Regions from separate parts of the Mus musculus genome. Here region 2 is linked to region 1. Evidence: chromatin loops called from intact Hi-C (ENCODE). Cell type or tissue: heart. All regions are shown on one strand. Links, peaks and the distances in the headings refer to the core of each region. The heading gives the core; the rest is flanking DNA.

Region 1 (5,383 bases), core at 322-5,321:
AGTTGTAGCACTGGCATTCTATCAGTGTGTAGAGACCAAAACTCTCATATCATCTTTAAGACTTGTCATTTTTCTTGCTTGCTTTTCTGATTGCAGTTATGCTAGCAAGTGTGACCTGATGGGGTGGATTATGGATTTATTTTTCATTTTGTTGGGGAAGGGATCAGTATCTTCTGGCCTCCAACTCAATATTTAGCCAAGGCTGGCCCTGGACTCCTTATTCTCCTGCCTCTAGTCCCTGAGTTATACCACCACATCTGGTTTGCATTTTCTTGATGATTAATGATATTGCATGCGTTTTCATGTATTTGGTAGCCATTTGTGTTTCTTCTCTGAAGGAAAGTCTATAAAACCTTTTGCTACTTTTGAATTGGGCTAGTGTCTTTTTATGAATATATCATGATATTTCTTTATATGTTTTGGTATTAATAAGAGTTTATTAGATATTTGATCTGCTTTGAGTGGTACTAATGTTTTATGCTTGTACTTGCTAGATTCATTTTTGTTTGTTGGTAGTGCTATGGAGTGCACCAGGATCTCAAGTACTCCCTGGTAGCAATCACTTATTGTTATAACTATGTTTTGATTGTGGGTTTTATTTTGTGTGGTACAATATTTTTGCATATAACACATTGGCCTTGAACTTCCAATCCTCTTTCCTCAGCCTCCTGAGTACTGAGATAATGGGTATGCCTCGCCAAACCTGGCAGCTACTATCTTTGAATGAGTGTTCAGGTTGGAAGATCCTTTGGCCTGGTAGAGCATAGCCCTGGCAATCCATCTGGACCAGCTGGTTCTGGATTGGTTCACTCTTAGCCTGAAACAGGTATCATTCCTATTTCTCTTGTTGGCATTGGCCTGAACTGGTCATAACTATCACAGGCGATGGGAGCAACCAAAATTGAACATAAAGGGAGACCCTCATGGATTCATAGGGTTCTTGAAGAAATTAGGCAGATCATGAAAGTGTAAGGGAGGAGAGGCTAGGAGAGGTGAGCAGGGAGAAGAGGTGAACAATGTTTTATTCATAACTATACTGGCTTTGCCCTCAATCTGGCTTTGACCTGTCTTTGAACATACGTTGGATGTGTTATTTGCCATTTCATTCAAATGTTCACTTCTGTTCCACAGTCAAGCACGTGGGTGATCTTTTCATCCAAGGAAATGTAAGCTCAGAGGTTACATAACTCACCAACTGAAGCCTTATTCCTATAAGGACAGAGAGGTAATGAACCTTCCGTTTATATTTTCTCATTATAGATTAATAAAGGAGGATGCAGATATTCAAAGAGGCAAAGCTATCATAACCACAGTCAGACCTGCTGAGCGTAGGCTTTGATCTGTTAATGCCAATCTGTTTGAAGCATCAAAATAGAAAGGGGCAGGGAAGGAAGGGCAAGATTAGGAATCTAAGCCTTTGAAGTGTCTGCCCTGTGAAAGCCATCTGTAAAACTGTAGGCTGCGTCCCTGTCCCATCAAATCAGACATAATCTTAGTTTACTTAAAGAGACCCTGAAGCTGGTAGCTCACTTTACAGATGGCACGCTGTGCTGTGGAAGAGAAGTCTCCCCACAGGTAGGAACCTAGAACCAGTGGAAATTGTTAAAATGCTACTTTAAAGTAAACTCTACTATTGAGACATTTGAAAAAGACACTAAGCCAGTGTTGAATCAGGCTCGGCCCCACTCCAGTCACCCCATGTTGTGCAAAACAGTGGTCCGTGCCCTGCCTTGAGAGAGACTGTTTCACCTGCAGCTTTTGAATCCAGACTGAAGATGAAGGATGATTGCGCACTTCAGTGTACATACAAATGGCTCGCTCTGTCAGCCAATGAGGCACAGGCTGATGAATGATTGGTTCCTGGAAGGAGAAAACATGCTACCATATGTAATTAAGGTACATTGAGATGATCTAAGCACATGAGCTTATTTCAATCATATCAGGAAAGCACCCAGCCTTAGGAAAGAGGAAACTTCCTCACCTGGAACATATAATACTGCCATGTACAGTGGTGACTCTGCTGATCTGTCACCTGATACCTTGTGTGTGCTTTAAAGGGACAACAGGCAGGGAACATTCCAGCATCCCAGGGTCTTCAGCTTGATTTGCCTTCACTGGTGACACAGTCTGTTTTAACTGTTCTCTCTGTTTGCTATTTGTACAGTGTAGAATTCTGCAGTGGTAGCCATGTGTAACCTAACATAAGTTTTATGTCTATATAGTATTGATATATTTACTGTGTAGTGTGTGTGTGTGGTATAATTGCTGTTGTAATGTGTGATCTGAGCTTAGAATAAAAGAACCTATTTCTTCAGCCAGCTACCTGGAGACTTTGGGACTCCTTGACAAATGTTGCCAATAAAACCAACCTAGCTGATTGTTATTTAATAAAGCCCAGCACTGTGAAAAGATACAAATGTGGCTGTGTTTACAAGTCAGCGAGCTCACAGCAGTTCGCCCAGATCTCTCCTTTTCAGAGATGGTGATAAAGCTATATTGACTTCGTAAAACAGATAAAGAAATTGGAGTGAGAAATACAAGATATTGAGTCAGCACAGCCAGGGATCAAGATGTTCCCTGGAGTCTTTTTGTGTGATCACGTCCCATAGCCAAGTTCACTTATCCAAGAGGAACAAGTGATTAGCCAGTTCTTTTTTTCTTTCTTTCTTTCTTTTTTTTTTTTTTTTTAAATGAACTTTGGCACTCAGCAAAATGAATGTGGAAGACATATGGCTGGGTCCTGTGGCCAAAGTCAGAATTGAAAATTTTTCCCTTTCAGGTCGTTGGCAATCTAGCTTGAGAGCCCCTGGCCAGCTAGAGGTTTGTCCTCTCTCTGTCCTGTGTTCTGCTTAGCATTTCTTTGGCTCTTTCTGAATCAGTGAATGATATCTGCCTTTACAGTAGAGAGAAATTTGTCATTTTGAGATTGGTAATATGTCAGCGACTCCATGCCCTACCTACAGCACACGCTAGCTGCAGGGACTGTGGGAGCAGGCACCGTGCCTATCTCCATGTCTACAGGAGTAGACAACAACGTCCTCCCTAACTCCTGACCCCTGCAAAGGGCTTCCCCGAGATGAGAGCTGCGCTACACAGTTATTTATGAGACGTTAACCTTCGATCATTTCCAAGGCACAACAAAGCCTTCTTCTCTGGGTTACTTATTTATTTATGCCAGCATTACAGTACTTCATTATTGCCACAGGGGGAACCGTCGGCTTAATTTTGCTTCGGAGACAGTGCTGCTGAAGTCATTCGGCTAATGATTTATGCCCCGCGTGACTGGGCAGTCGTCTGTGCTTGCTGATTATATCTTGTTTACTGTTTATAACCAGCAGTCATTATGCCACCGAAGGCCCCTGCCAGCTCACCGCGTTTATTTATCCCTGTGGATCTTTAGATACGCTGGTTAGTATAGAAAACTTTTGAATGGTTTAGTATTTTTTAAAAGCCCCAGAAGCTGTGAATTAAACCACTGTGCTCTCTGCCTCACGGGAGAAAGAGTTTGTTGAGAGTGAGCGGTGAACAGCACGCCCCCATCCCCCAGCTCTCCTGCTTGCTTCTGGTTTGATCAGAAAGAAAGCCTGAGTGCTTTTCAGGAATATGGGGCTGTGACTCCGTCATCAGTTTTGGGTTCTGAGATCACAGGTTTTTCCCCTTGGCTGCCGCAGATTTTACCATATTAAGGAAACAGTTTGCTTAGAGAAATGCTGCACGTGTATACAGGTATACAGGCTAGGTTTGGTGGCTGGCAGGACTCACCCATTTAGCCCTGGGGCCAGCCTCTGTGAACAAAACCTTTACAACCAGCCTGCAAGATTTTTTTTTCTTTGTTCTGAGATGCACAGGGCAGATGAACCACATGGACAGGCAGAGAAAGGGACGGTTTGTATAACGTGGCAACATGTTTCCGCACTGGGAGGTGGCGAGGCATCCTTCACTCTGATTTGTGAGACAAATTCCCTCCTCGATGGGCGCTGGAATTCACCAATGAGTCTAAATGGTCTATAAGCCCCAGGCACCTGCCTAGATCTGCTCCTCAGGGCAGAGAATGACACCACACCTGACTTTTCTACTAAGGGGTTGGGGATCTGAACTCTGGTCCTCACGTTTGCCTGGCAAGCTCTTTACCCACTGAGCTATTCTGCTTGCCCTTTGCAACGATCATGTACAAATGCCTGTCTTGACACTGTTCCCACTCAGAGAGAAGGAAGGAAAACCTTACTGTTCTTGTGAGCAGCCGCAGACCAATCTGGATGACTGGTTCTGAACTTAGCTTTCTCCATCGAAGCTGTTGGCTGCCGAACCCTCCCCGCTCCTCCCCCCACTTTCCTTTGCTTTTACTTTTACATAGTTCTCTCTCTCTCTCTCTCTCTCTCTCTCTCTCTCTCTCTCTCTCTCTCTCTCTCTGCCCCTGGAATAGCTTCATATCTCTGCTCCTTAGTCAGCCAGTTCAGCCTGGTCACAGAGCTGCTTTCTCTGTAGACTGGTGATCCAGTTGAACAATGAGTGCTTGCCCAGGGAACTCAGGCACCTCACATTGAACAAAACACAGGGCACAAGGCAAGAGTTGTTTCTGACAACAGGTTTAGATATGAGAATAAAATCCCTCAACTGCTATAATGCATGTGGACAATTCAACCAAAAAAAAAAAAAAATCAGGAATTGAGTACATCAGTTTGTACGTAGAGAGCCAGGGCCAGTCTCTAAGGATGGGAACAAAACTGTTCCCATGTTTCAGTGTTATAATTTGAACATCTGTATATAACTTTAGTCCCAGAGAGTCCCCTGACACTGTCTTCTATATCAAAAACGGCCAGACACAAAAAGGAAATATATGTGATGTGTGTGTGTCTGCACGTGCGTGTGTGTCTTTAAAACACAAACCAAAGAGTAATAACAACTGTTTGATTCTCCTCATGACTCTATTTTCCTCACACAGATGCAAACCTTGAGCATAAATATTTGCAATATTATAACACATGGGGATATGGAAGCCATCTTATTTAGACATCATTTCTCCCTGGAAATACTATTCTGGTTTGTCAGGAGTTTTCGTTCATGTGTGTTTTCATTTAGTCTTATAATTACTCCTTCTAAGAAAGTAAAATGAAACTAACAAATTTTGGTGCAAATTACTCTGAAACGTCATTAAAGAATTTTATCACTATTTTAGAAATGGAATCTTATACAGCTTACCTCAGATAGCTGGCCAATCTTTTCTGCTTTTAAAATTCAAAATGTAACTAAATTACAAGTTATTTCAAAGTCTCTCTCTCTCTCTCTCTCTCTCTCTCTCTCTCTCTCTTTCTCTCTCTCTGCCTCTCTCTCAAACACACAGATACATACACAGATACACACAGACAGACACAAAGATACACAG
Region 2 (5,383 bases), core at 332-5,331, 330 kb after region 1:
AGCCCAGGCTGTGTATCTCTTAACAAGCATGCCACACAGGCTGTGCTTGCGTCTGAGTGTCTTCGGACCAGTTGCTCAGGTTTGGATCTGGGTTTTGCCTCAGGAACCCATGTCTTACTCTTGGTGCAGAGTGCAGGGTGATTGAAGGGCAGTGGGAACTTTAAGAGGTATGGAGGGCTGGGGTGATGCCTCAGCTGGCTGAGAGTCCCTGAGAACCTCAGTAAACACATGTACAAATATAGGTAAAAATCTGCATGTTTGTGCCTGTAACCGGTGTGAGGGCACAGAGGCAGGGGGATTACAGGGGCGTACAGGCTGCCATCTTAGGACCAGATTCAAAAAGAGACCCTATCTTGAGAGAATAAGGTACAGAGTGATAAAGAAGACATCTGATCTCTTCCTCTGTCCTTCATGAACACCATATGCATACAGATGTATAAAACACACACATGTACAGAGAGGGGGCAGTTACAGTCCAGGGGCTGGCTACACCTCCACGGGTACATAGTGCACATAAATTCATGCAAGCACACATGCATGCGCAGATAAATAAAAAATAAAATCAAGAAATCTTATTTAAAACAAAAAAGAACATAAAACGAAAAACAAACCCAAAACAACAACAAAACCAGAACTTTCCTCAGCTCAGAGACGGCAAAGACAGCAAGTCACAAGAGCATACACTGGTGACAGAAGCAGAGGAACACAGAAGGCAAGGCGGAGGTGACAGAAAGCAAAGCAGAAGCCAGGTCAGGGTGGGTTTCGTCAGACAGATTTGTGTCTACAGAGATGCACTCACTCTGAGTACCGTAGAGACCCTTACCGCGGGAAAGCGGCATGACCTGACCGGATTTATGTTATAGACAGATCACTCAGGCTAACCTGCAAAGAAGCATGGATTCAAGGGACCTCGGCCAGCAAGTGTTTTAGCAATTAGGTGAGATGACGTAACAGAGTCAGGGGCAGTGGATGGATTTTAGTAATATTTAAGAGGTGAAATTAGCAGAACCAGAAGATTTATTGAATGGGAAAGATGTGAAGGAAACACAGTTCCTGGGAGAACACAGACTGATTGTGCTGCGGACCAGCCGCTGCTGCTGTCCCTACTCCTGCTACCTCCACCACTGCTGCCCTTCCAGTCACTCTGTCTGGTCGTTGCTCCCTGGTGGGTTGCAGGCAATGGACTCTCTCTCAGGGATACATCTGGAGCAGCATGTGTCTTTCATCAAAAGGCACAGCAATGGAGCTGGTCCCATTTTGGGGATGCATACTTGAATAAGTTGCTGCTGGCCAAAGGTCTCTGGTTCGGGGTCCTTTTATAACTGTTAATATGCAGTCTGTGAGAAGATGACTTGAGGCTAAGTATCTGCTACCCAACAGATTTTGAATGCAACTGGTTTCGATCCATGCGGTTGGTTTTGATCCAGGTGGCACACGAGGGCTTTCTCGGGTCATGCTTCATTCTGTAAATACCAGTTTTTATCTGAAAGTTACCAGAATATAAACAGACAGACAGCAAAACAGACGAGGCTTCCCTCCAGCTTTTCTTCCCCCTTTAGGGTCTCTCCGGCTCAGCAAAGACTTATTCACAGTACTTCCTGATTGTGCAGGGCTCACTGTGGACGTTCTCGTGGGGCCTCACTTTCCGTTACTCTCGGGAACTTTCCTAACACTTTCCTATTTCCTCATAGAAAAGACTCATTGTTTGACTTCTCTGCTTCAGGCCTGAGGCTGCTACTCCTGCACTCACTTCTGTTTTCTTTCAGAAAAGAGCAACATTTGGAAGCAGGGACCCTGTCGACAGATGTACTCTGTCACTAAGGACCAGAAGATGCCTAGTCTCTTGGAAACTTTGTTTTGGGAAATCCACTGAAGCCTACGAAAGAAGTGTATGGAGACTGTGCAGTGGCATTTGTCAGAGGCCTGACCAGATTACTACCAAGTGTGTTGGGGTGATAGTGGGAGCTGGAGGGATAGCTCAATGGTTCAGAGCACTTACTGCTTTTTAAGAGGACCCAGGTTCAATCCCCAGGACCCAGCTCACATCTGTCTGTAACTGCAGTTTGAGGTGACCTAACTTCCTCAGACACCAGGCATGGATGTGGTCCATATACATGCATGCAGGCAAAGCACTTATAGATACACACATATAAAGTAAAAGTAAATAATAATTTAAAAATAATAAAAGTTCTCTAGGTCAGCATGATAGCTCAGCAGGTAAAGGTGCTTGCTGTGAAACCTGATGACTTGAACTCAACCCCAAGTCTCTCACATGGTAGAAGCAGAAAACTGACTCTCAGGTTGTCTTTTGATTCCACATACCGGCCCCAGCACAGAGGTAATCACACATACAGACACCACATGCAGCCATAGCACAGAGGCACTCAGACACAAAAACAAACACACAGAGATGTTTGATGCTAAACTCATGGCTTAAGTCATTCAGGGCCATGAAAGCAAAGCTCTCCTCAGGGCTGGAGAGCTGGCTCACAGGTTAAGAGCATCTGCTGCTGGTCTTCCAGAGGATCCGGGTTTAATTTCCAGCATCCATATGGTGGCTCACGACCACCTGTAACTCCAGTTCCAAGGGATCTGGTGCCCTCTTCTGGCCCTTCTGGCCTCTATGGACATCAGGTATGCATGCAGTACACAGACAGACATACAAACAAAACAACACCCACATACATAAATTAAACATAATATATATTTTTAAACGCCTCCTGGGACTGTCTAGTTTCCTAACCGCCACCCTCCCTCCCGAAACCCCCCACTCTGCTCCACCCCTCACCCCTCACACCTACTGTTCCTATGACAACAATATCAAAGCCCATGCACTCCCAGCAAGCCCTCAACCACTGAGTGTGATTCCAAACTCAGGACTACGTCATTCGGGTTCTTCTAGTAGTTGTGCCTTGGAGTTATTTTATTCATAAAATTGTAATATAACTTTGATAAGAATGATATCACCAACAAAAAAATTAATTTAGAAAACACAATTCTTTGTGATAGTCACCATCCCACAGAGAAATATAATATACCTTGGTGTTGTTTCAGATCAACCTTTATAAAGCTCTGAAAATTGAGAATTTTCTTCCTAGGAGTCTGGTTTATTTATTGATATAACTACTCATACAGATTGATATTACTTTGTTTTATTGGTTTGATTTATTCTTTTTTCCCCTTAAGTTGATTTACTCTCTCTCTCTCTCTCTCTCTCTCTCTCTCTCTCTCTCTCTCTCTCTCTCTCTCTTTCTCTCTCTCTCTCTCCCCCTCCCTCTCTCTCCCTGGATTGGCAGCATTCACCGTTACCAATGAAACATCTCTCTAGCCCTGGTTTGGTTTATTTTTTCGTTGTTGTTTTTTGGTTTTTATTTTTATATAAATGATATTTTCCAGTATAGTGCATGGCTGTTGACCATACATGAAACCATCAATATTTATAACTATCATGTATCTCTGATGAGCTCTTAGGAACCTAATAGGTTTGGTTTTTTTTTTTTAATTAATTCTCTTGGAGTGGTAGCATGTGAAGTCAAGTTGTCTCCCAGGCTCCATGCTTCATCATCTGCAGTGAGAAAGCACCCAATTATTGTCTTATTGATTAGTGCTCTGCATAGCACTGGAGTGTTCTGAAGATAATTAAGACTCACACTTACTTTAAATAGCCAAAGAACTGTCATGTGATTCCCCCATCTGAACTGTGTGGGTGATGGAATGCATATGCAGCCCCCAGCAATGCAGCTTCCTGCATAGACATAGACACAGCCGCATAGCAAGGCCTTCAAGGGCACTTCCTTCACACAAATGGCCAGGGCAGCTGGAGATCATTTTCATGCAAATCTTCAAGAGCTTTGGTATTCCTAGTCCACTTTGTGCAGGCATTAGAAGAATGAAAATGAAGGTTGAACCGACCTTCATGAGTTCTTCCTTCTGACTGACATCCATTTGCATGTGCTTGTCTAGAACCAATTCATTACTTGCCCTAGTCAAACATAATTAGAACAGACTAACTGGAAAGGATGCCCACTGTCTCCAAGGACCAAGCACATCTACCTTAAACACCCAGTGCTGTAGAGAAAAGAGCTCTTTTCCCCTGAGGTTAGTCTGACACAGTGGTGATGGGCTTGGGCCGCTCCAGATGGGAAAACTGAGATGTTTCATTTAATATTGATGTGCTTTTAGACAATATCCTCCTATTGTTAACATTGGGTCCATGTTACACACTAGAAAGCTTTATGGCTCTGTCATATGAATGTGTGCTGTTTAAGGGAATAGCTTAAATACTTGGCTTTATGGTGGTCTCAAGGATAACTTTGCAGCCCTAAGGGCTGAGCCTCTTCCTCAAGATTCAACATGGTCTCTAGAGCCTTAGGATTCAAATCTCCGTTTCTGGGATCTTAGAGGGGGTTGCGGTGGAGATAAGAGTGAGAGTTGGTGTAATTAAAAGTGAAGTAGAGCAGGAATATTATTTAGGTCAAGTTCTCTGAAACTGCCACCCAATCCTTCCAGCTACATCCATTGACCAAAGCCCAGCCCCACCACACTGTAATGGCTTGAACCTGAAATGTCCACTATAGACTCATGGTTTTGACACTTAATTCTTGGCTGGTGGTGGTATTTGAGATGGTCAAGAAACTTTGATTTTCCGTATCTAGTCAGAGGAGGTTAGTCAGTGAAGGTGGGTTCCTGGGAGTGGCCACTTCTCACACTGCTTCCCAGCCATCCAAGATGTATACTAAACTGCCCTATCGTGGCTTCCCCACCAAGATGAACTGAATCCTCCAAAGTTTGAGACAATCAATCTTCCTGTAAGTTGCTACTATTGGGCATTCCATCACAGAAGTGCAAGCAACTCGAGTGTCTTAAGTGCAGAGGACATTGGGAAGAGGAATCCTAGTTAACTGAAAAGCAGATTTCTAATTGAGAAAATCTAAGTCATGGATATGGGTTTACTTTTAAAATGAGCATAATGATAGTGACAATTTCAAAGCTTTTGTAATGGTTAATTGACATTACTAATATCTTACATAGTAGTTGTTTTCATTTCATTTCCAGATAGCATTGCTAAAGTACTCTAACAAAACCAACTTTGAGAAAGAAAGTCTTGGTTGGCCTCACAGTTTCAGGTGACAGTCCATCACAGGGGAGAGTCTAGGCAGGAATTTAAAGCAGCCAGCCACATCATTACATATTTGCTCAGTAGACATAGCTAATCCAGAGCTGAGGGGAAATAAAAGTGGGCAAACCTGCACTCATTGCTTTCTCTACTCTTACACCGCTGTCCATGACCCATGCCCAGAAAATCGAGTTCTTCATGAGCCTGGTGTGACTTCTCCATGTTGTCCAAGCATTCAAAAAAATTAGGAATACACATCTCTTCTTG

Evidence for each region. Peaks named below come from ENCODE experiments on the same cell type or tissue, not always from the same donor. Only the 100,000 strongest peaks of a DNase experiment are listed, where the experiment ranks them.
Region 2: a loop joins it to region 1, with 4 times the contacts of the local background. A loop is called at or near these places in 1 of 42 quality-filtered maps.

The regions. Positions count from the first base shown.
Region 1 is chr1:186,179,569-186,184,951 of GRCm38, forward strand. No RefSeq gene overlaps it. Among named protein-coding and RNA genes, the nearest start is that of Gm35201, 44 kb to the left of the region's middle. In heart, for the core only: a CTCF peak has its summit at 3,197; a DNase peak (open chromatin) is centred at 3,283; H3K4me3 peaks cover 228 bases; H3K27ac peaks cover 1,695 bases.
Region 2 is chr1:186,506,905-186,512,287 of GRCm38, forward strand. A730004F24Rik (RIKEN cDNA A730004F24 gene) reads right to left here. Exons shown (of 2, transcript NR_131158.1): 2 at 4,934-5,383. Among named protein-coding and RNA genes, the nearest start is that of Gm35426, 23 kb to the left of the region's middle. In heart, for the core only: a CTCF peak has its summit at 2,600 (motif pointing left); no DNase peak of the experiment used is centred there; H3K27ac peaks cover 1,412 bases.